6 separate regions of the Homo sapiens genome follow, and regions 2, 3, 4, 5 and 6 are each linked to region 1. Evidence: chromatin loops called from intact Hi-C (ENCODE). Cell type or tissue: OCI-LY7. All regions are shown on one strand.

Region 1 (4,000 bases):
AGGATCGAGAATAGCTGCCGAAGACAAACGCCCCTTTTAAGTGCTATCAGTGCATGGGAGAGGGGGCTTGCAGAACTGTTCTTAGAGCTTGGGTTTGGTGGCTCCGGCTGGCAGCAGGAAGCAGTGGTTGTCAAGGCCTTACGGCAGCTAGCCTGGGGAGGACAGCATCCCAGGCGACCTTCAGGATCAGTGCAAGCACAGATCTCCTTGACGGACACCCCCGTTTGGGACTTGTTCTTCTCCTTTGTTAACAAAAGTGCTTAAGAAGTAAAAATTGAGTTAGTATAGGAAACCTGAAGTAAATAATGCTGGCTTCAGCTATATGCAAGCTGTTCCTCACACACTGTGCTTTTCATTGTTTAAAATAGCAAGGTTTGGATTTGGGGGGGTCACAGGGAAAGAACACGATGTCTCTTTTACTTTTGTTTTTGTTTTGCCTCTTTTTACCTTTTCTTTTCCAAAAGTAATTTTTGGGACAGAATCAGAAGTGAAGCAAAAATCCAAACGAGCTCTCCGTTTTCTTAATACCTGTCTCCCCTTGTCTTTTTCTGTCAGGTTTGAAGCCGGGCTGGAAAATGTTGGAGATTTTCAGCCTGGGGAAGAGTCGAGGTTCAGGACATTTTTCCTTTTCCTAGGAAAACTCAGAGCAGGGTTAGACAGTTCGCACATCCAAGACCAACACGCATAGGCACACACGTAGCCCTCTGTCTAGGGCCTGATTCAGTCTGCATTCGAGAGTGTTCTGAATGAGAGCACTGTGTTGGCGTCTTCCACACCAGCCTCACTTCACAGGAGAATTTTTCAGGAGCCATTTTTCTATTAAACTCAAGAGCAGAAATTGATGGGGGGATGGGTGCTCTCTGGAGATGTAATTTGAATTTATTTATTTTAATGATTAAAGAGAAAGAATGGTTATTATTCACATGAATGACCTTCTCCCGGTGCTTTTTTGAAAGGAGTTGTGTTGGTTTATTCAAAGTGGCTTAGAACTCACATAATGGCTTACTTCTGTGGAGCTTTCTGAATGAAGCCATGAACTGGGAGGGAATCAAAGTCCCCTTATTTCAGTGCCGGGAGGTAAATGGATAGGGGACAAAAGGAGCAATATTATGTCTCAGACTAAATAAGGTCTCCAGATCAGGGGCTGAACCTGCCCCGGCTCCATCCTGAATTCTTCCTGTGCGGGTAGGTCCTCACTGGACTCACCTGGGCTGGAGAATCAGCTTGGCCACAGACTCCTGGCTTGGTGTGAGCCTCGGGGATTGCTGCCGGAGGGAGGGCGGAGGTCTGTAGGTGGAGAGGTAGGTTCAGGTGGGTGGAGAAGGCACACAGACCGCCGTCTGGGATGAGGTTGCTATTGGATTGGAAATTGCTGTTCAGCCGAGGGTAGAAATCAGGTGCCTGATGTGTGCCAGTTGCTGCATGACGTCTGCCGAGCCCCAGGTGCACCCATGGGGTCATGCATGTACACACACTGGTGTTCCCACACCCCCCTCTTCCTGCACTGCCATGCCCCACCGCCCTTCCCCCACCCACTGCTGAAGTCTTAGCTTTCAAGTGCAGGTGTTGAGGTTAATAACAAGAAGTATCCCAGTTGGCCATTTGCATATGAGACTTCTCACTGGGTTCTAAAGGTGGGAAGGAAGGGATTTAAAAAGATCACGGGCGTGAAAGCTGGAAACAGTGGCGTCCATTGCTTGGGGCAAGGATTGACTAGAGGTGATTTTATGTGCTGACCGCTCCTGTAGAAAGAGAAGCTTAGGCAGATGTCATGCCCTGCCTGTGCCCACCCAACCTTTCTCCCCCTGGCTGGAGCACTCACTCCAAGCCAATAGCCCAGCTTCCCTGGATCCCTCAGCTCCAAAGGGTTGCCTCCTACTCCACTTGCTGCATAGAGGGGTTTTCTGGAACAGAGAATGTGCTGGACCTAGAGCCCCTCGTCCTGGGGCTCAAGGACCCAGCTCATGTGACCTTCAGCAGGTCTCTCCTGCTGCTGCCCCAGGACTGGCCACACACCAGGGCTCTGTCCCCCGACTTCCTCACTAGACCCTCAGGCCATCTGGTCGTGAGGTTTTTACTGCTAACGGGACAGAGTAACGCACATAACCCATGGGGGAGTTGCAGCGGTCTAATTGAAGTTCAGAGTGATGTTCACTGGTCTGTAATTCCTGACTCCCTTCCTGAGAGAGTCCTGGGAACTGAGCTTGGCTTTCTGCCTGCTGCTTGTCTCTGATTATGGAGACCAGCCAGCACCCCCCAACCCAGCCCCCCACTCACTGCCCTGCTGCATCCAGCCCCTGGGTCTTCCACCTCCTGGCACGCTCTAGCCTAGGCCTGAAGTAGCAGGGCCAGACGCTAGGTGTCGCCGTCCTGGACCTGCCTCCATCCCCGGAGGTCTTGGCTCATGGGCTTTCTTGATCTCTGAGTGTCTTTTTTAATCCCTATTGCCCAGCAACGGCTTCCTTGGTTAGAGACAGTCTGGCAAGTTTCCTCTGGTTCAAACTTACGTTTGAAGTTTTTCTACAACCAGAAGGTGATTCTCTGGCTTCTGAGCTTCACCCAACCCTCTCTGAGCCCCAACATGGGGGAACACTGGTCTCTTCTTTCTGTGACTGGTCATCTTTTACAGCTTTGATTCATGCTCTTAGTTTCCAGTTTTATATGTGCTTAAGCATTATAAGACACCTCAGTATTTTTAGGAAATAAGTGGGGACATAAATATAAACAACCCGGAAATCACTGCCCCTAGAATTCACAGAGTGGAAGAACCAAGCTTTTTAGGGCTGATGTGGCGTGGGCTGGGAGACTTCTCTTTTGAGAGGCTGATACTGGTCTTTGAATGAACTCTTTACCCCACCAAAAGTAGAAAAAGGATTCCAGTGACTTCAGAAATTTTTGTTGTTGTTTTGAGAATGTTGGCACCACTGGGAATAATGAGAGACGCCTGGCCTATTCAAAAGTGGCATCAGAAACCTCAGTGTTGGAAATGCAGCCTTTGGTTGTCCATCCCCGCAGCTAGAGCATGAGCCCCCCAAGGCCAGACTCGAGGGCTCAGCGCTTCAGTTGAGTAGTCCTGATTGAACTAGGCTCATGGGCACAGAGCACTGGACTGGGGACCATAGTGGATGCCAAGGCTCGACCAGTGCAAAATCAGCCCAAACTGAAAGCTGTTTGGGAAGGCAGAATGAATGTATCATCTTTCACTCGGCAATTTTTCAAAATTCAGCCACAGGTCTTCCTGGACCCCTAGCCAGGTTTTGATTTTCTAGGCTGGGATGAAAGATGAAAGAGACGTTTATTTGGTGGGAGGGGGATTGGGACATTGAGCTGCTTTTAAATGATGTTAAGAATCCCATTCTTCTCCCTGCTTTCCCACTTCTGCCCTGGTGTTGACTTTGAAAAACCTTCCAAGACAGGCTGAGGCTAAGGAGATGGGGGAGCTTTCCTGAGCAGCTTTCTGAGGTCCGTTTTTTTCTTTTGAAATAGACTGGAAATCTATCTCGGCTCTGAATCATCCTTCGATTCTCATCGCGGAGGGGCAGAGAGGAGGGTGCACGGGCAGCCCAGCTCATGTGCCTTTGTGGCCATCCCTCCTCCTGGCCAAGAGATAACCGGTTGTTTTTGAAAGTCCTGTGTTTATCGCGAGAGAGCAGTGTGGTCAGAGAGGCGGTGAGGAAAGAGCCGGCAGCCCTTCTGTGATGGATGGGTAGCCGACTTTTCTTGTGAAGCAAAGGCAGCCCACAAGTTTGTCTCTTTCAAGAGAAGAAATTTAAAGCAAAGCTCCAGAGAGAGAAGTTTTTTCAGTCTGGTCCTTCATGTAGGCTTAACAATTCTAGGAGGGCCCTGAAAATGGCAGAGACCTCAATTCTCCCCTCCCTCCCTGCCCCTTTATGGGCTCCCTAACTAGAGAGGTTTGCAAAGCTTAAGGGGATTAATGCTCTTTAAACCTCTGCACTCCTTCCTGCTCCTCATGGGATCCGGGTGCTAATAAAGATGTACT
Region 2 (4,000 bases), 290 kb before region 1:
AGGTGGGGGTGCGTGGGGGGCAACTTTTGCTCCTCATTCAGCCTTAGGTCTCACTCCTGGTTGCTTTCAATGGTGTCACATTTTCTTGTTTGTTTTTCTCCCTCTTTGTCTCCTTTCAGAGGCTTCGGTTTCGTCACGTTCGCAGACCCAGCAAGTGTAGATAAAGTATTAGGTCAGCCCCACCATGAGTTAGATTCCAAGACGGTAGGTTGCTTTTTGTTGTTGTTGTTCGCCCCTTTTCAGGAACGATCTGGGCATTGACAGCCCCATTTAAAGGGACAGTGCCTTCTTTTGCTTCTGTGCTAGAACTGGGTAGTTTTAAACTGAGCTAGCGAGTTGGCTCAAAAGTTTGCTGCTGTGGCTGGCTTTGGGGTTTTCTTTTTAGAGCCTGTCCCATTGCAGCTTCAGAGGCTGCCAAGGTTAGGCTTGGGGAGGAGAGGGTTCGGCTCCTGGAGAGTCTGCCTTCCCGGCCTGGGGACTGTGCAGAGAAACTCCACCAGAGAGCAAATGCAACTTTTCTTTGTCAGCCAAGCACAGCACGCGTTACCAACTGTGGCTGTGGGGATCAGCTTTGAGAAGGCACAGCCTGCTTTGTGGCCAAGGGGGACAGCAGTGGGAAGGAGGGGAGAGGGCGCTAATTACAGGTCCAGGCAACAGGTTTCTCTTGGGGCACTTGGGATTTGGAATGTGCTTTGGGAAGGGAAGGGGACGCTGGCGGAGCTGAGCTGGGCATCCACTGGGGTGACTCCAGATGGCATGAAATCTAAGGCTGATAAGGCCTGGGGGTTTCAAAGTGATTTTTTTTTCCTTCCTTTTCTTTCTCAGATCCTTTCATTTGAGTATGGGTACTTTTATACATCACAAGTTTTAAAAATCCAGAGTAGAAGGGGGAAGAGTCTCCAGGCAGAGGTCAGAAGGGGAAGGGAAGAAAGAGTGTCTGTATATAACAATACATTTAATGGGAGGGGGAGTGTGCAGTGTTTTATTTAGCCCCTGTGTGGGCTTCCTGCCTCTCCTCCCTTCCCTTTATGTCTACCAGAGTTTCCCCACGGTTTTTATTAATATATATCTGCCCCAAACAGAGGCCTTAAGATGACATTGGGCTGTAGTGCTGGGTTGCATGGAACTTCACTCCTCTGTGATGGGGTAGTGGGACAAGGCCAGAAATGGGGCTCTACTTCCATCCGCCTCTTATGAAAGTGAGCAAGACATTCCCTACCTCTGGGTCTCAATTTCCTCTTCTGTAAAATAAGTGGACCAAGGTGATCTTTCAAGCCCCTTTTGGCTTTAACATTGAATGGAAGAGAAGGAAAGCAAATAAAGAAACCTGGCAACCTTCGGTGCACTTGAATTGATTTTGCAAATTCACCCTCTTTCTCTGATCAAAGAGATCAGGAATGCGTGCCTTCTCCTAAGAAAGAAACCCACCTACACTCTTAGTTGCTTTATTAATTGTCCTGGACTTGTCATAGCTTGCATGCAGCCCAGCCTTTTGTACTTTTAGATAATTTAATTTCAGAAATGATTTGTAGGATGATAACAGATGTCTGAAAAATTTTTCTCTCCTTGATTTCGTGGCTAGCCATTTCAAAAAGCTAGTGAAATTAAAGAGGAAAATCTTTTCAAGGCAAATTTGGGAATTTATCATCCACCCCCTCTTGCTACCTGGGTGGGAGAAACAGTATTTGGTTTCTGTGGTGGCTGGTGGGTCATATTCCTCTGTATCAGGTGCAAAGCCTGCAGTTTCCCTCTCTGATTGTTTATAGACATGTTTTGGTCACTATTATTTAGTGTAACCTAGCTTTTGACTTTGTTTCAACGTTCAGTGCAGGAGGCAGAAGCGGTTGGTTTATTGACATGGAAACGAGGATCTTGTTTACTGTTACCTTAAAAGCTTTGTTTAGGTAACGGCCATTCACATCCAAAATAGTACCCTAGTCTTTTCCTAGAGGACTTGTAGATACAGTAAGTAGAGCTGTACCTAACTAACTAATGTTTTAATTTTTGGTAGTTTTCTTTTTTGTTTGTTTTTTAAAAAATAGTTGACAGGGATGTGCAAAAGGTTGGGATTTGCCATGCTTAACTTGACCCTTCCTCTCCTTCAGAGATCTCAGCGTGTAAACTTTGCACACTGAGGAACTTCGATCATGATATAATGCTCTGATACGGCCACACACCATCCAGGAGTTCTGAATTGGCTTTTTCGTTTTGTGATTTAAATTTTCTTTAGTACTTCACTTTCTTCATTGCACCTTACTTCTTCCAGCTCCTGGCACCTCCCTCAACATACCCCACACCTGTTACCCCATAAACAAGGTGATTTCTGATTGCAATTGTGTGCCGGCCAACTAAAAAAAACACCCTCTGGGGAGTATTTATAAAAAGACACCTCTGTCTTACGTACGTCAACAGAATGGAAAATCCACACCTGTTGTATTTCTCTTGTAGACAAGCGCTAGTCAGTGCTGGACACACCTGTAGATGCAGTAATGTTAATCTTTATGAAAGGGTAGTTTTCTAGATCAGAGATTTTTGTCTATTTTAGTTTTTGAAAAGTAATCTCTCATTTCTCAGGTGATGTTTAAAGGTAGGGAATGCAATGCAGACTTTTATTAGGTCTTTAAGCCCCCGTAATAACAGCAGGAAATCCTCATATGTCTTTCTGGCTGGGACCCTAGGTGATGTAAGTCAGGGAACAAATGAACTATCCTCCGTGCTTCCCACTCCCCACCCCCACCTCCCTACTTTCCTCCACAGCATTACTCTTTTCTCCCCTGCTCCTTCTCATGGCAGAAGTGAAAACAAAGCTCAGATTTACTTTTTAAAAGGAAAACATTTTAATATGAAAGCCAAAGCCTGGAAATAAATAACTGGTAGCATGTTTATACTATCTGTGTTACATTTTTACCCAAAGATTTGTGACATTTAGAAATTCAATGAAAACCGACAACGGGAATATTTTCACATTTCTTTCCTCCTCTTTTTATCTGTGCAGTCACTTTTTTCCTCCCTCACATCAGCCTGTTAGATTCACATGCTTCCAGGAGAACTGTTCTGAGCTGTACAGCTAGACCCTGATTGAGCATCATGCGTTTTGCAAGTGTGTGATTTGGACTGGAGGATGTTTTTCCACTCGGATTGAGGTTGGGGTAGGGGAATTCCCTACTTGTTGCACTAGATTCTGACTACTTCTTGTATTCAGTAACTTTTTTTTTTTTTTGGTGCCCTCCCCATGATGGGATTTCTTTTCTAATTTGGGTTTAGGTTGCTTATAGATTTTTACTCCCTGTTGTTTTTAAAATCCAGGTGGATTTAGCTCACATGCTTCATTTTCTTTACTTCAAAAAATTATTTTTTATCTTTTGAGGTATAGCTACAGAACAGATGATCTTTTTGGTTAATCCTGGGTAACTTTACTTTTGCTAAAATGAATTAATTAACTCAAGCAGAGCACTGTGTTGGATGTCTGTGGGGAGTTTTTGGATGTTGTTGATTTAAAAAATTTTTGGAAGCTCCTTTCCCTCCTGTGTTGTTTAGTTATCATCAGGGAGAAGAAATACCATCCAATTACCTACTGCTAGAGAATACTTACATTTAATTTTCAGGTTATGATTTTTTTCCCAATGATAATGATGCTCCCATCTTTTCTCCCAGCCACGCATAGCAAATTAGATGTAGATACCATTTAATATTCAGTGTCTGGAAGAAGAAGCCCTTGCCTAAATAAGAATTACATGAGATCTGGTTTATTAAGAGCATCACACACTGAAATGCATGGTGGGTCATTTCAGAAAGGCTAGCTAGCTATGTTAGTTACCTGATCTGTTGGAGGGATGGTTAAAGTTGAGATCAAAGTTTAAGAAACTTTTGAGTTGCCTGAGAAGTTACTAAAAGCTGGATTATAAGCCTGAGAAATGAGTGATTAATAATTAGGTGATTAATCATATATTTTTTCCTTAAAGTACTTTATTGACTCCTGCTTTTCTATTTTTTTTCCCAG
Region 3 (4,000 bases), 78 kb after region 1:
CCTGGGGAGCTGGGCTGCAGGCGGAGTTTCACCCCTGCCTTGTCGTCATGCCTAGACCTGGAGGTCTGGGAGTGTCAGGGTCTGAGATGAATTAGGAAGCAAAGGGAGTGAAGACGCGTCGCTGGAAGATGGCGCCCTGACACTGATGACAGGAGGGCAGAGTGAGGGCTTGGCCTGGTCTTTGCCTCAGACCAAGCATTGGGGCGGGAAGGGTGTAGTTGGAGAGATGAGGAGGCATTTGGGGGCACCTAGAGCCGTGCTCTATGGCAGACAGATCCTTCAACCAGCGGTGGAAGCCCCAAGCTCTTGTCCTGTCTCCGATACCACCTGGCCAAGTGGCCATGGGCGGGTCACTCAGCTTCTAGGGCCTTACTTCTCTCTTTTGGAAAAGGGGGTCTACGAGGAATGGTCTTTGGGGTCTGTGCCCCTCTCCGATTGTGTGGGTCAGAGGGTGCAGGGAAGGCAGGCACAGAAGCAGAAGTCCAAGATGGAGGAGTTTGAGTGCAGGTGGCTCCCCCACCAGTGTCCCCTGGGGCTGGGATGGTTCCCCATCTGGGAGGGGCCTCAACAAGACTCCTCGGCCCGCACTAAGGAAGCCGTCCCCAAAGATGCCCCCCAGCAGCAGGCTGCTTCAGGATGGCCACAGGCTCCCAGACCTGAAGAAAAGAAGGGCACATGCAAGAAGGACCACCACAAGAGAGGCCAGCACTCAACCAGCCACTGTCATTAGACTTTCCCATTTCCAGGCAGAGACCCCCACCAGGCACAGGCACAGAGGTAGAAACTCCTTCTGAAGGGGTCACAGTACGCAAGGGGTAGGACCTGCATTTGGACCAGGCGGTCTGGGCCTTAACTGCCACCCTCCACCATCTCCCTAGTGTCCATTTTTCTGGTACAATAACACTAGCCACAAAGAGCTACTAAAACTTAGGTTTAAATTAAAGTTGGCTGGGTGCGGTGGCTCACGCCTGTAATCCCAACACTTTGGGAGGCCGAGGTGGGAGGATCACTTGAGGTCAGGAGTTCGAGACCCGCCTGGCCAACATGGTGAAACCCCGTCTCTACTAAAAATATAAAAATGAGCCGGGCGTGGTGCCCGGCATCTATAATCCCAGCTACTCGGGAGGCTGAGGCAAGAGAATCACTTGAACCCAGGAGGCAGAGGTTGCAGTGAGCCGAGATCACACCACTATACTCCAGCCTGGATAACAGAGTGAGACTCTGTCTCAAAAATAAGAAGAAGAATAAGAAGAAGTAAAAAGAAAATTTCAGTTCCTTTAGAAACACTGGCCACATTTCAGTGACTCAGTAACCATGTGTGGCAAGTGGCTATTGCCAGCACAGAATGTAGAACAGTCACCGTGGAAATTTCTTACGGGCTGGTGCTGTTCCAGTGCCTAAAGGAAGAGGGCTGTTACTGGGGGGTGCACGGTCCACACACTCACACATGCGCACCACTCCTTCCTGGAGACACCCATGGGGTCAGTGTCCCTGTGCTTCATTCTCTGCCAGTCTTGCTCAGCCCAGAAGCTGGTGGCTTTTCCTCTCACTTCCTCCCCTCGCTTCCCCTCCAGGGGATGACAGGTGCAAAGGCTCACGCATCTCGGCCCTCCAGGTGCAGCACTGATCTGTGCACTCAGCCTGCACAACCTGCTCCCCTCCGTAATCAGGCTGCCATTGCCCCTGAGTGTGATGCTAGTCCCAGGAGGACAGAGTTGAGGGATCTTAACATGGAATAATTGGGAGAGGACATCAATGTGGACCCTATGCTAAGGCCCCTGTCTCATCAGAGGGCCTGCCCCGGGGCCCCCATGAGCTGGCTCAGGAGACATCTAGTAGAACTCTGCCTCCATGGCCTGCATCCCTGGGCCTGCCCCAGGCAGACGGACATGCAGCAGTGACCAGATTGAGGCTGGGCAGAGTGAGATAGGGTCCCCTGGGTGCCCAGCCCTTCACCAAAGCCAAGACTTTGGGAACTGGGGGGGCGGGGGATGGACTGGGCTGCAGGAAGGAGGATAGAGTGGGGTTGGAGTGTTTTTGCCCAGGGCCCATCCGTTTGTCATGGCCACAGTCCCTGCAGCTTAATACAATCAGGTGGGTTTGAATGGGACAGAAATCAGGCATTACAATGTACAGACAGCAGCTTCCTGACCTTTGGGAGTTAGCTGCCCTGTTCTCAACCATCAAACTTTTATTTTTCCATCCTTCCCACCTTCCCACTCACTATGGAAGCCTCTTGATTCTCTTAACTAATGGCCAGAAAGGGGCCACCAGTGGCCACAAGAGTAAGGTTGCCTGCTCTCAGGGAGGGCAAGAGTGGAGTGGCCCTGAACTGGGAAGGGTGGCCCCATGGCTGGGGCCGCCCACCCCACTCATCTGAGAAGCCAGGCTAGGGTCAGAGTCTATTCCCCTCCTGACCCCCTCCCAAAGGATATGCTCCTTGTGGAGTGTTGGGTCTGTGCTTATCCCAGATGCCTCCCCAAGCAGCCAAATGTTTCCAGACACAAAGCCTAGGTAGGTCCATGTGTCATTCCAGTCAAGAGCGCAGGGAGTAGCTGAGCCCCTCTAGAACCAAACTTGATGACTCCTGGAGCCACAGCCTCAGGGCCAGGGCTACAGAGAAGCTTCTGGATGCCCTGACTTCCATCTGTCACCTCATGCCAATAAGGAAAGTTTCGGGTGGATCTGGCCGAGGCGGCTGGGGTACAGAAGGGGGACCCAGAGATGGGGCAGCCCAGCCCTCTGCCCTCTCCTCATCCCCATCAGGTAGATTCTGCGAACCCCTGCCATGCCCCGGGGATCCTGTGACTTCGTGACATTACACAGCAGTCATGTCACCTCCCAACTATCCTGATGTTTTCTTTGTGGTCTTTCTTTTCAGTGTCCTCACTGTATGCCCACTTTACCCACTTCCCACCTCCGGTCCCCCTCATGCTGTGCATGGATCCCGAACCTCTCCCAGCCCCTTTCTGAGTCCCCCTAGCAGGGCCATGCAAGACAGCTAGCTGGGAGAAATGAAAGCACGCCCAGGTCCTAGAGAGCTCCGAGACTCTTCATCCTGGCTGTTCTCACTCATAAACCAGGTAGCCTGGGTCCCCTTTCAGGAAGATGCAATCTGATCCCCTTTATGAAGGGTCCTCCTTTCCACCTGGACTTACCCTTTCTATGAACATCCATCTCATCTGGTTGGGGGTGCAGATATCACTCTTAGTAGAGCCTCATTCTCACCATGTGACATGGGGCTGCACGGACCTTCCTGGGCCACACAGCTGGTGGCAAGTGGCACCTGGCTGTGCCCATCTTCAGAATTCTGTCAGAATAAATGTTCCTAGAGAAGGCTAGACACTGGATAGTTTTTAGAGTGGGGAGTAGTTCTTTTCTAGAAAGGCTGGGTGGTGACCAACCACTCTGGGAACAGCTCCTTCTTCCCACATCCAGGTGTCCACCCCAGCCTGGAATTTGGATCAGGATCCCGTCTTGAATTATTATGGGTTGTGATCAGGGATCTCCCCTGCTTCCTCTCTTTTCCCCACTCTGGACTTCTCATTTCAGTTTAATCTGTTAATTTCTGTTCTTATTTCACTTTGCAGACTATTTGCCGGTTTCACAAGACATAATTTTTATCAACTAGCTCTTAAGAGAGGCATAGCAAAGTGGGGGTTGCTACCATTTCTAGAGAGAGAGGACACAGTCCCGGCCTGGGCTGCCCCCGCTCCAGTCAATGCTCACTGAAAGTCTGTCTTAGCTGCCTGTTTGAATGACTGTTCTTTTTCTCATTTTTAATTCTTGGACTCATGTCCTCATTGCTTCACTCAATTAAAAAAAAATTATTCTCCAGTCCCCTCCCACTTTGCTTCTTGTATGCATTGTGACCGACCCCACTTCCTCAGAATGTAACGGGGCCAGAGGGAAACTTCTCACAAACTTCGTAGAGCCTCCTCAGGGGAAGCTAGGAAGAAGACATCAAATGTTTTTAAGTCATGACCAAACAGGCTTGTTG
Region 4 (4,000 bases), 120 kb after region 1:
GTAATAATTCAATTTTCAGGCCTTAGAGCCAGAGGTGCCCCCCTCATTGACCTGGCTCTAGCTTTTTGCCTCAGGTCCAGTGACATCACTTAGGGACAACACAGAAATTATTGGACTAGACTTCCATACCTTTTCTAGACCCACAGTGAGGCTGTTCTGACTACCACCACTTCCCTACCCTCCATGCCTAATTCCACTCTCAGCCCAGCCCCTTGTCACTGCAGTTGGGCAGAGCCACATGCTGGCCAGACAGCAGGCATCTCTCCCGTCTTGCTTTAGAACCCTAAGGGAAAGGTGCCCAGTAGCTTTGGGTCCAACCCTTACAGGTGAGAGTCTAAGCCTGCAGCATCTGTCTCTGTTAAGATCTCCAGGATAAGATTCTTGGGCTTTCCTAGGTCAGCCATCAGAGTATTTTATTGATGGGCAGGAAGTTTCTCCTTTTATCCAATGTGAAATACCACCAACTTTCATTCAAGTGCATCTCCTCTTGCCGTCCTCGGTGAGATCGGTGTCCTTGCTTTTCTGGTCCCCATTCCCAGGAGTCCTTTCTTCAGGCCCAAGATGATTAAATGCACCAAATGGATAAATTGGGTTTTTTGTCAATCACCTCCTGATTCATATGGCAAGTGAATTGCATTTTCCTATGTCAGATTTTCCTAAATCTGCATGTGGTACCTGCCTTATTGGCCTCTGCATACATAACTATTTCAGAAATAGGGTGTATTTGTTTTAAACTTGACAAGTTACAGAGCTCTGTCTCTTTTTCATTCTTGAAGCAGTCCCATGAGTCAGATTGAATAAGGAAAGCATCACTCACTTGCTACAGATGAGGACTTGGGCTTGTGAGTGGCTTCTTAGCCCAAGGCACCTGACTGTAAGAGCAGAGCTGGGGTCACAGTCAGGTCTTCTGCCTCTGAGTCCAGTACTCCCTTTCCTTACATCATTGCTGCCTCTCTGTGGGTGCCACCTTGACTGGGAAAGCCCAGAGGATATTGGAGAGTGAGGATGAGGGGCAAAGAGGAACCTGCCATGGATGCTGCTGATGAAATGAACCTGATCACCGCAATGAGCCCCCAAACTGCCATCCTAGAGCAGGGCTTGTCCCAAGCCACTTAATGCTCATAGCTCCTGCTGCAAAAATGCCAAGACGTTTGCAAGACGTTGTCCTCTTCTGGGACAGGAGTCATAATATCCAATTTATAAACCTCAGCACTGTTTATTTATTCAACAAAGTGTGCTCCCTGTCCCCGCCCCCTCACACGCACACCCTAGCTGAGCAGTAGACAAGGTGCCCTTGCCCACTAAGAGCCATGTCCCATCCTCTCTTCCCAAGCTGATCCTGGTATATGGGACCAATTCTGGCCCCCCAAAATAAGTCTCCGTGCCTGGGGAAAGGCACCGTTCGCTTAGAAGGATCACTGAGAATTGACTGGAGAATGACTTCCACAGAAAGCACCCTCAGGTGAGAGATTTGGCTTCATGCCTTCCCCCACCCCCCAACCCCACTCCCCACCTCTCCTCTTAGAGGGAGACGGGTTCTCAAATGACCCCCTTTCCTGCGTAGCCAGCCAGTGTTCAGTTTGTGGAGTTACGCTGAGTTTGCAAAAGAAGAAAATTGCTTTGTCCCTAATGCCTTCCCACTGTCAGACAGCAGGAACAGCTACTGACAAGTTTATGTGCCGAGTGGCAGTCCCCATTCTCTCCTAAGCAGCCAGAGCCGTTGCTTTTTATGAGTCTTCTCAAAGATGCATGGGTTTCCAGATGGCTCGTTCGGGGACTTTAACATGCTTTCTGGAGCCTGGTTCTTCTGCTCACAGAGACAGACAGAGAGAAGTGTCGACTGTGGAAAATAGAGGCTCCTCTCTTCCATGCGCCCAGCCCTCAGGGGTGCGGGTTCCACTGCCCAGAAGCCTAGCTAGAGGCGGGACCAGCCAGAACTGGGTGCTTATTGCCTGCTGGCTGCGCCCTCTAGTGGGGACCCAGCAGCCCTGTCTTTCACCCCTGGCTGGGGGACATCTGCAAGGTGACTTTGAGCTGAGGCTCCGGCACCGTGATGAGCAAGTGCGTAATAAAACGGGACTTGGGATTTGAAAGCTGCATTCTAATACAGTGTCTTCTCCACGGTGATTTTAGTGTCATTTGATGGAGGAGGACTGAGCAAGGAGGGGTAATATAGACCTAAGATGAGCTGCTTATTGTGAAATTCCCTTCAGGCCGACTCAGAAACCACAGGCCTCCCCACACACAGGAATGGGAGCGGTTGCCAAGGATGGGCATAATACCAACAGCCCTTTTGTCTTCTATCTAAGCCTGCAGAAGGGGGTATTTCTGAACAGCACCCTTCTGTGGGCATGCTACATCCTGTCTCCGAGGCTGCTTCTGCTGGCTAGATTAGTCTCTAGGTGGCTCTCCTGCTGGAAGAAACGGAAACCTAAACCTGCCTCTCCCCACCCATTAGTTAGGTGGGCCTGCCCAACACCTTCCTGGGTTCACATCCGGCCAGACAAGAAAGAAGCCAAAAAACTTTCCGTCTACCACTGCGCCTCCTCATGCCCACCCCATCCTATTAGCCTAAAATGGAACGGGCTAATTAGTTTATTTGTATAGGGAGGGGTTTCAGCTGCCTGGACAAAACCAGGAGTCCACTGTCCAAGCTTCTTCTGTTTTCCTGAGCTCAGAAGAAAAAAAGTGTGTTAGACTAAGATAATACCGCCTTTTGAATATCTCGGCTTCATATTTGCCTCCATGAGTGAGAGGGCCAAGTGTTATCTGCAAGTTGAATCTTCTATATTCAAAAATCTCCATCCCTTTTTTCTGCCAGCGCATTCCCAGATCAGCCGTTCACTTGCTCTAAGCCTCTATAATTTATTTTTTTCTTTTCTCTTTAACCTGCTCTTTCCATTGGCCAGTTTATTCATTTCTCAGCTACAGCTTCAGAGGGGCTCACCTTCGGGCTTCCCGCCCCAAGGGCATCTGGAGGCTTCAGTTCTGTTTTCTCTGCTGAGTCAGGAGCCAGGCCCAGCTTGATTTGGTCTCCCGTGTATCTTTGTGTCTCTGTCTCAGTCTCCTGCTAGTGTGCCTTGGGTGCCTCATCAATCTCTTCCCATCCCTGTGACAAGTGGGTGAAAATCAATCCACTTCTGGCTCTTCCAGGCCCACCAGAACTGAGGGCCTCAAATCACAGGCCCCTGGGAAAGGGAGGGGCCAAAGCCAGGAGTGACCCCACCTGCATCGATGTTCTTTGCCTCTGCCATTGAAGGCAACTGGTCATAGGGCAGAGGGGGAGAAGCCAAGGGAGGCAGAAGGGAGAAGTGATTGTTGCAAGGAGCAGCCCTCTGGAGCCAAAGATGTGAAAGTGTGACTCTCAGAATGTCTGGTTCTTTAAGACGGGTTAGCCGTAGCCCAAAGGTAGCCAGCCCAGACTCACCTTGAGGCTTAAAAATCAGTAAGAACTTCCTTTAACAATTAAAAAAATATTGTTTTCCATTTTGGAAAAGAAAATAAAGTTTAAACTACTAAGGAGAAATAAAGGTGAGACAAAATTAACCTGGTTAACTGGTTGACAGGCTGCGGCCCTCATTAGGGTCAGAATGATGGGATTGGGGGGGCCGAGGCAGTGTCACCTTCCGCTGCCCCCCGATCTGCAACCCCACCACTCTCTGGATTTGTGCGTGTCAAGTCCACTCTCTCTGTAGCAAAGGTACATCCTGAGCCTGCTGTTCTCACTCTGGAGTTGACATTGCAGGATAACCAAGAGAAAGCAGGTGTTTTGGTCAGCTATGGTTTAGCTATGAATTGGTTCAGTCGGTATGTTCTGCATTCATACTTCTTTGTCTTTTTTTTTTTTAAACAAAAGGAAAAAAAGTTTAAATCCCCCCTTTCCTTCTCCTGCAGGAGGTGAGTGTGTGGGTGTCCTGTAGAACCATTGGCTTCCACCCCAGCTCTGGCCCCAGCCTCCAGGTTTACCATTCCCCCCCATCCCTCCCTCCATCCCCTTCTC
Region 5 (4,000 bases), 190 kb after region 1:
ACCAGCACCAGGGGCTACCTGGCTACCTGGTCATGATGCTGCTGTTTGCTCCATCAGACATCTCTTCCAGCCCTGGAGGGGCTTGGGGTTTGATCTCCCTGTGGCAGTCAGTTCTATCCCTTATCTCCCTGATGAAGGGGAGTCAAGCACACATTTGGGCACAAAAGAATGTCTTGCACACCCTGCCAAGCTCCTGAGACCTCTTGGAGATAGTGAAGGTCAATCAAGTTCTAGATCTCCAGTTCTGATCCATTTATCATTTATGACATGCCTTCTATGGCCCAGTCTCTAATTCAGGCACCTTTTACATCTATAACCTAGATAGTTTCTGGAGCCCATGTGGCTTCAGAATGTCCATAAACTAAAAATAATTTAAAATAATCGCAGTCTATATTTGTATCACTCAATATTAAATGGGATTTGAATGATAAATCATAACATCATTTATTTTTCTCACTGTATATTTGAATTTACACTTTATTTTATAAACAGTTTTGTTTTTGTTTCTTGAAACAGAATCTTGCTCTGTCGCCCAGGCTGGAGTGAAGTGGTGCCATCTCGGCTCACTGCAACCTCCACCTCCACGGTTCAAGTGATTCTTGGGCCTCAGCCTCCCAAGCAGTTGGGATTACAGGTGTGCACCACCATGCTCAACTAATTTTTTTCTATTTTTAGTAGGGATGGGGTTTCGCCATGTTGCTCAGGCTGGTCTCAAACTCCCGGCCTCAGGTGATCCACCTGCCTCGGCCTCCCAAAGTGCTGGGATTACAGGTGTGAACTACCACACCTGGCCAATATGTTGTTCTTTTTATTGCCAAATAACATTCCATTGTATGAACATACCACATTTTGTCTATTCATCAGTTGATGGATATTTGAGTTGTTTTCACTTTTAGGCTATTATGAATGATGCTACCATGAACACTCACATACCAATTTTTATGTGGAGATGTGTTATTATTTGCATTGGGTATATACCTACGAGTGGAATTGCTGGGTCATAGGGTAACTCTGTGTTTATCATGTTGAGAAACTGCCCAACTGTTTTCCAAGATGTCTGCACCATTTTACATTCCCATCAGCAATGGGTTCCCATTTCTCTGTATCATCACCAACACTTGTTATTGTCTAGTCTTTTGATAGTAGCCATATTAGTAGGAGTAAAATGGTATTGCATTGTGGTTTTGACTTACATTTCACTAGTGTCTAAGGATACTGAGTATCTTTTTGCGTGCTTGTTGATCATTTGTCTATTTTCTTGGGAGAAATGTCTATTCAGATCCTTTGCTAGCTTTTCAGTTGAGTTATCTTTTTATTAAGTTGTAAAAAAGTTCTTTCTCTTTTTTTAGGATACAAGTCTCTTGCCAGATAAATGATTTGTAAATATCTTCTTCCGTTCTGTGGGTTGCCTTTTTCACTTTCTTAATGGTACCATTTGCAGAACAAAAGTTTTTAATCTTGATGAAGTCCCATTTATCTATTTTTTCTTTAGTTGCTTGTTCCTTTTGTGTCATATCTAAGATTTGCTCCCATGCTTTCTTCTAAGATTTTATAATTCTAGCTCCTATACACATCACTTCTTAATGCCTTCCTTCCCCTAAGCCATTGGCCTCCCCTCATCTCTTCTATACTTCTGCTGTCCAACCTCATTCTCAGGACTCATTCTCAACTACGCACTGAAAAGACTTCTCTCTGAAAATCTAAGCCTGCCAGGTTTTCTTTCTTACGTTTCTCCATCTCCTTGTTTCCTTCTAGTTGTGTCTATTTTTTCTTTCCCATGAATAAATCTCAGCCCTTTCTGAAACAAGACCCTTAGCTTCCCCTCTTTAGTTCTGCATCAAAAAAGTCTAAAACTTGGGCTGGCTCTCTTAGATGACTAGGAATAGAAGATTGCAATCTCTTATAATTTAATATATTTCCTTTCAGCACTGTTGTACATGCCTTATCTCAATTACCTCTTAAACAAGCCTAGGAAGTTGGCCCCACAAATCCCAATTTGCAAGTGGGAAAACAGAGGCCTTGGTGTGACAGAGATGTTTGTTAGTTAAAGGATCACATCTTAAATAGAAACCTAAGAAGCTGCAGAGTTAGAATCTGTACTTGGAATTTCTGACCACAGGCTCAGTGCTCTGCCACAAAATGCTGCCTTTGCCCAGAGATTTCCACTCAGCTGCTCTCAAAGGTCATATTGATAAACACCACTCACACAAACAGGCACAGATGATGCCACCACCTCCTGTTCTATTCAACATATGTTCCCTGAGCAGCTACTCCTTGCTGGGCATTCATTGTGAGCCACATTCACTTCTGAAGCAGCCAAAAAGAGGAGAATAGGAGAGGAGATGGACAAACCCTTGTGTACCTCTTTGCCTTCTCACCTCTACTCTGGAAGACTTGCCACATCTGCTGCATGAGCCACACCCAATACATCTGGACCCTGGGAAAGTCACTCTAGACTGACACCTGGTGTCAAAAAAAAACATGCCCAAGGCTCACTGCTCTTAGCACTGGGCGGATTACTAAATGGATTGGGTCAGATCAAGAGGCAAAGCTCTGCATGTGGAATGAAGCCAATGCCCAAATCCAAACCCTTGCTTCCCAGCCACACTGCACAACTCTGCCTAGCCATGCTCCTCCCTGAGCGCTCTCTTCTTCCCAGCACTAAGTATCAATTAAATAGACAAGGCTGAAGTTGTGCCAACTGGGTGAGTTCCCTCCCCTAGCCACACACGTTTGCTTTCCTGCATCTCAGCTACCTTGCTGCTCACCCCAGCATCCCAGCTTGCAGTAGACACAGGACTTGGGGTCCCAGGGAGGACTCCCTTGTCTGCAAGTGGTTTTCATAAGATGGAGCCATATGTCTAGGATCTCAGCAGCCCTCTGATTGCTGTGGATGCTGAGGGGGAGCAAGCAGAGCCTTGCAGCTTATAGAAAACCTTTGAGAACCAACGGCTATTAGCATGGAGAAAACCATCTGTTATTTTTGTCTTCTATTTGTCTTAGAATTTCAGGGAAAGTGAGCAGTTGGGCTGCTTAACTTTATTGTTCACAGTTGGGAGCAGAAGAGTTGAAATGAGGAACTCCAGCTTCCAAAGCTACAAACCAGATTGTCTCCTCTTGGCTTTATTTTATTTTATTTTATTTTATTATTTTATTTTTTGAGACAAGGTCTTCCTCTGTTGGCCAGGCTGGAGTGCAGTGGCATGATCACAGCTTGCTCTAGCTTTGAACTCCTGGACTCAAGTGATCCTCCTGCCTCAGCCTCCCAAGTAGCTAGGACTACAGACATGCACCGCCACACTCAGCTAATTTTTTTATTTTTGTAGAGTGAGGGTCTCACTATGTTGCCCACGTTGGCCTCGAACTCCTGGCCTCCAGCAATCTTCTCGCCTTGGCCTTCCAAAACACTGGGATTACAGGCATAAGACACCACACCCAGCCTCTCCTTGGCTCTTTAATCCACCATAGGTTTCCTCTGTCCTCCAGGACTAAGGTTGCAGCTGTGAGTTGTGGCCTAATGAGGAATCCCTGGGGTCCCCAGAAGGATCTCAAAGGTTGCTCGGAAAAGGCCTCGCTCTCAAATTTTCTTGCCAGATTGAGGTGGAAGGCAAGGATCTGAGAGTGGGGAGGAGAAATGGACACAAAGACAAGCTCTTCCAGCTGCAGAATGAACAGACCAGCCTCCTCTGGCTAAAAATGACAGCAGAGATGCACTGACCTGGCATGTATGGCCTCTACCATCCTTGTTTCCTGCCTTGAGTTCCTGTGATTTGCCCCACCCACAGCCTCACCTGGATCACCCCACGGTGTGTATTATTTCTAGTGCAGGTGACCAACCATCCTTGCTTTCCCAGGACTGAGAGAGATCTTGGCCTGAGGGACTTTCAGTTTTAACACTAGAACAATCCCAATTAAACTGAACAAGTTGGTTACCCTGGACGGTGTTAACTGATTGCATCTCTAAGAGTGGCTGCCTGTTTTAATGACCAAGGGGTCGCAA
Region 6 (4,000 bases), 53 kb after region 1:
CCAGTCTGGTGCTCTTGGCACCACTCCATACTCCCTCTATGGTCAAACAGAGACCAGATTTCCGAAGATCTCCCAGAGGAAGCTCTCAGTGCCAGAGACTGCTCCCGCCCCTCACCATGCCCTACCCCTCTGGGTGCAGGCCTTGGAGCATTGCTTGCAGAAGACACGTGAGGCATGCATCTCTTGGGGTAAAGGGCTCGATTCTCCTGAGTGAGGTGCACGTGTCCTTGTCCCCAAGTCGGGACCTGCTGGGTCACTTAGAGGCACCAAGAGAGCCTTGGAACCTGAGCCTGAATCCCAGGTCCACCGCTGGTGATTCTGTAACCACAGGCGAGTGCCCTACCTGTCTGCACCAGTTTGCTCCTGTGGGAAATCAGAAGGTTGAGGATGGCTGCCTTTTGCAGCTTATATAAAGCTCTGCTTTGATACCTGGAGGTCTCGGCCTGTTCTGTTGTAGGGTATGTAATTGGGTAGCCTTGAAGGAATCAGCCCTTGATAACTTCACGTTTCCCCCACTGGGCCTAAGCCAGGGGCCAGCAAATTTTCTGTAACGGGCCAGAGAGTCTCTGTCACATCTACTCAGCCCTGCCATTGTAGCACAAACACAGTCCAGGCAATATATAAATGAAGGGGCGTGGCTGTGTTCAAATAAAGCTTATTTGCAAAAACTCATGGCAGCTGGGTTTGGCCTGCTGGCCACAGTTTGTTGACTCCTGGACTAAACTAATCTAGCTCAGAGCAGGCCCAGTCAGGGTGCTCCTTGTCTACAGGGGTCCAATGAAAGGCATTTAGCCAAATGGTCAGCCAGTTTCACTATTGAGCACACATTATTAGGGGCAGAGTAGAAAGGGGGTGCCCCAAACAGGCACACGAGTTTGGGGATAGCAGCCTGTGGAAAGTATCAGTGCCTTCATTCTTTGGGGGAGCCCCCAGGTGGGGAGTGACACAATGGTCAGAACAGGGTGCTGTCAACCAGGGCGGCCTTCCTGGTAGAGGGTGCCTCAAGTCCTCAGTGCTGAACCCCCTTCCACTTCCCAGCTTTGTGGCCTTGGGCAAGTTACTTCTGTGTTTCGGCTCTGTGGTTCCCCTTTCTATAAAACAGGTTGTGGTAGTGCCTACCTCGGAGAGTGCTGTGACTTAAGACTTGTAAGGGGTTTGGAACAGAGCCAGGCCATGGCACGCTCTCTATCAGAGTGATAGATTTTTTCACCACTGTCGTCATTGTCATCATTCTTAGAATTATTTTACTGAGCAAATAAAGAGTTAGCAGGTAAGGAGGTCCTCAGCAGATTATAAGTCAGTAAAATGCAAGTGGTGCGGGACCTGGGCAGGACTGGGTCCCGAGCCTGCGGGGCAGGGATGGAGAGTATGAGGTGGGCACTCTCAGTGCCTCTGGGGATGGTCCTAGGAAAGGAGGTGGTGCACCTCCCAAAGCAGGAGGAACCAAGAGATGTGATTGTCTAGGTCCTGGAAAAGCTGAGTCCCACTCTTCACCTGACTCATTCTTTAAGAAGGTTCCAGAAAAATCCACTTCTAAGAGCAAAGCCTACTGAGATCTTAGGCCTGCTACCCTTCAGCCCAGGGCATACCTGGGGGATTGACTCGGAACAGGGGATTCTGGGGAAGGAAGGGCAGAAGGATAAGAAGGGAGGAGGGTCCTGAGCTGTCCTCTTGGACTCAGGGCTGCGGTGCTGTGACCAGCCCATCCATGGAGGCCAGCCGCAGGCTAGGGTCGGCTTCTGGGCCCTGCCACCTGGCAAGGTGCCCAGTGATTGGCTCACCCCCCCACTCCTTCCAGCTGCTCCTCCTCAGCCCTGAAGACAACTCAGTCGGGAACCAGCCCAAAAGTGGTGGGTGTATTTGTGTGTGGGGAGGGGGGCGGGTAATGTGGGTGGAATTAACTAGGCTTCTGTATTCACAATCCTATTTGTAGCATCATTCTCACTCGTAAGCTAATTTTAGCCATCCATTCTGCTTCTGTTGCCATTTATAAAATGAGAATGTCAAATGCAATATTAAACAAGCAGGATGAAGGCAAAAAAGGAAATGCCAGAGAGGCATTTAATAAATGAATCTGGTGTTTACGTGGGAGAGGGAGAGATCCTGCCCCCCACGCATCACACACGCAAGCGCGTGCACATGCTGTTTGTGTACAGGCTGTGTTAATGAGAGCAGAGTGATTAGTGTGTTGGGGGAGGCCGGGTGGTTCGGTGGTAAATGTTTGTTGCTCTTTAGGCAGAAGTAATTTGGCCTGCAGGGAGTGGCCTCCCAGTTGCCTGAGTGGTTCGCTTGCCCTTCATCTGTCCTCTGGCGATGTCAGTGTAGGCAGGGCCAGGGAGGGCAGTGGTCTGTCTCCTCAGTATCTCAGCACCCAGTGCCTCTGGGCTTTTCTGAACGTGCTGCCACCAGCGTCCCCGTACTCCACCCCCAGGGCGCAGGGTCATGAGAGGGGAGCATGGAGACCACTAGGAGGGGCTGCCCCCCCTTCTCTTCTGCCTCTTCCCCGCGCAGAAGGCAGGGCATGAACAGTCTGCGCCCGTATGCAGCTGCAGAGACCAAGCCCAGAGTAGCGTGGCTCTTGCCTGGACTCTTGCCAATTTCTCTTCTAGTTTCACTCTAGTTTCCCCAGGGCCTGGGAGTTCTGTCCCTGGTTCTTCCTTTGCCCTCTTCTTTCAGCTGCCTCTGCCTAGAAAAGAAGGCTCAAGCCATACCTTTTATTTTCTCCCTCTTTTAAATAAATGAAGTTAGGCCCCACGCAGGGCCTCTGGCCCAGCCCACCGTGCCCTGGGGTAAGCACTCCTCCAGCCTTGTGGCGGAACCTGAGCACCTGCTGGAGGCTGAGGTTTCTTTCCACTTTGAAATGCCCTTGCAGGTTCCCAGAAATGAAAAGGAGGACAGCTGCTGCTGCCACCATCAGCTTTTTCCCCAAATAGTGCGGCCTGGGAAGCTCTCTTTGCACATCCTGCTGATGAAAGCAGGGAGATGGGACCTACCTGGCCGACAGGTGCAGGGAGGGTTAGGGAGAAAGGCAATGACTGTGTGCTAAGAATCTGCTGTGCTGGGGAGGCTGCTGCTCTCTCTCTTCCTCTTCACTCCCCATTCTGGGATTTCAGTGAACACAGATGTGACCTGACTTCATCACCTTCAAAGGCACTCACCTAGGCTCCATGTGGAGAGGGCAAGGTGTGACTCAACCAACTTTATCCAGTGCAAGCACTTTGTAGGATTAGCTCCGAGAGCCCTATGGGGTAGGCACAGCTGTCACTGTTTTAGAGATGAGAAAATTGAGGTGCAAAGAAGTTAGTCAGCTGGTCTCAGCTCAGAGAGCCGGCAAGTGGAACAGAGATTTAAAGCCAGGAGCCTTAGCCCTAGGCTAGACTGCCGTATAACAGACTAGGAGGCACCCACTCTCAGATCTGGGCAGGGTGGGGGCTGCAGTTATTGGGGTACATCTCAGGTGATATTGGGGACCAGCTCCTCTCTACCCATTGCCCAGATTCTGAGGACCTCTGAGGGAAGAGCCACATCTCAGCCACATTCATTTCTGTGTCCACACCCAGCCGCTGCTTGGTAAATAGTAGATGCTTAATGTTTATTTTTGGTTTATGACCTATTTTACTTTGCCATCACTGATTGTAATAAAACACTGAGCAGAGGAAACAATGGATGAAATTAATTCTGGAAGTGGTAAGGAGATCAGTTGTGGAAGCTAGCATCGGGAAAGGCTTTGTGAACTAGACGCAGATAGGCCTTGAGGGTTGGGTGGAGAGTGTGGGGAAGGGCTGTGTGAGGTGGGGTGATGGGGGGGGGTGGCTGGCAGCCAGAGACCCAGAGGAGGGAGCAGGGGTTTTGAAGCTGGGGGTCTATGATTGGATTCTGACTGTGCTTTGTGACCTTGGGCAAGTCATTCCTTAGAACTTCTGTGTCCTTTTCTGCTGTAACTACGAGGCGGGTAAGGCCATCGCACAGAGGAAATGAGGCTCCATGCAATGAGGGAGTT

Evidence for each region. A loop is a pair of places that touch in the nucleus more often than their neighbours do. Peaks named below come from ENCODE experiments on the same cell type or tissue, not always from the same donor. Only the 100,000 strongest peaks of a DNase experiment are listed, where the experiment ranks them.
Region 2: a loop joins it to region 1, with 5 times the contacts of the local background. A loop is called at or near these places in 7 of 110 quality-filtered maps.
Region 3: it touches region 1 in a loop (5-fold over the local background); 2 of 110 quality-filtered maps call a loop at or near these places.
Region 4: it touches region 1 in a loop (12-fold over the local background); 9 of 110 quality-filtered maps call a loop at or near these places.
Region 5: a loop joins it to region 1, with 3 times the contacts of the local background. A loop is called at or near these places in 2 of 110 quality-filtered maps.
Region 6: a loop joins it to region 1, with 6 times the contacts of the local background. A loop is called at or near these places in 5 of 110 quality-filtered maps.

The regions. Positions count from the first base shown.
Region 1 is chr17:57,550,127-57,554,126 of GRCh38, forward strand. The region is part of intron 7 of MSI2 (musashi RNA binding protein 2); the gene reads left to right. LOC107984993 (a long non-coding RNA gene) reads left to right here. Exons shown (of 2, transcript XR_001752947.3): 1 at 1-4,000. Among named protein-coding and RNA genes, the nearest start is that of MSI2-AS1, 56 kb to the right of the region's middle. RefSeq lists an enhancer at 2,063-2,282. In OCI-LY7, CTCF peaks have their summits at 2,327 and 2,541; DNase peaks (open chromatin) are centred at 95, 1,515, 2,085, 2,395 and 1 weaker place; H3K4me3 peaks cover 3,348 bases; H3K27ac peaks cover 4,000 bases.
Region 2 is chr17:57,258,151-57,262,150 of GRCh38, forward strand. It overlaps MSI2 (musashi RNA binding protein 2), which reads left to right. Exons shown (of 14, transcript NM_138962.4): 4 at 120-204. Among named protein-coding and RNA genes, the nearest start is that of MSI2, 3.6 kb to the left of the region's middle. RefSeq lists enhancers at 536-625, 1,612-2,135. In OCI-LY7, no CTCF peak of the experiment used is centred here; DNase peaks (open chromatin) are centred at 241 and 2,391; H3K4me3 peaks cover 3,520 bases; H3K27ac peaks cover 3,392 bases.
Region 3 is chr17:57,628,201-57,632,200 of GRCh38, forward strand. The region is part of intron 10 of MSI2 (musashi RNA binding protein 2); the gene reads left to right. Among named protein-coding and RNA genes, the nearest start is that of MSI2-AS1, 22 kb to the left of the region's middle. RefSeq lists an enhancer at 1,627-1,726. In OCI-LY7, no CTCF peak of the experiment used is centred here; a DNase peak (open chromatin) is centred at 1,551; H3K4me3 peaks cover 1,202 bases; H3K27ac peaks cover 2,236 bases.
Region 4 is chr17:57,670,113-57,674,112 of GRCh38, forward strand. All of the region lies in intron 11 of MSI2 (musashi RNA binding protein 2), which reads left to right. Among named protein-coding and RNA genes, the nearest start is that of MSI2-AS1, 64 kb to the left of the region's middle. In OCI-LY7, CTCF peaks have their summits at 1,986 (motif pointing left) and 2,190; DNase peaks (open chromatin) are centred at 1,969 and 2,409; H3K4me3 peaks cover 405 bases; H3K27ac peaks cover 779 bases.
Region 5 is chr17:57,737,659-57,741,658 of GRCh38, forward strand. No RefSeq gene overlaps it. Among named protein-coding and RNA genes, the nearest start is that of CCDC182, 5.6 kb to the right of the region's middle. In OCI-LY7, CTCF peaks have their summits at 2,486 (motif pointing left) and 2,686; a DNase peak (open chromatin) is centred at 2,463.
Region 6 is chr17:57,603,095-57,607,094 of GRCh38, forward strand. The region is part of intron 8 of MSI2 (musashi RNA binding protein 2); the gene reads left to right. It overlaps MSI2-AS1 (MSI2 antisense RNA 1), which reads right to left. Exons shown (of 3, transcript NR_110807.1): 2 at 3,159-3,264. Among named protein-coding and RNA genes, the nearest start is that of MSI2-AS1, 3.3 kb to the right of the region's middle. RefSeq lists enhancers at 1-465, 2,120-3,015, 3,045-3,294. In OCI-LY7, a CTCF peak has its summit at 2,443; DNase peaks (open chromatin) are centred at 677, 1,097, 2,557 and 3,247; H3K4me3 peaks cover 2,872 bases; H3K27ac peaks cover 3,870 bases.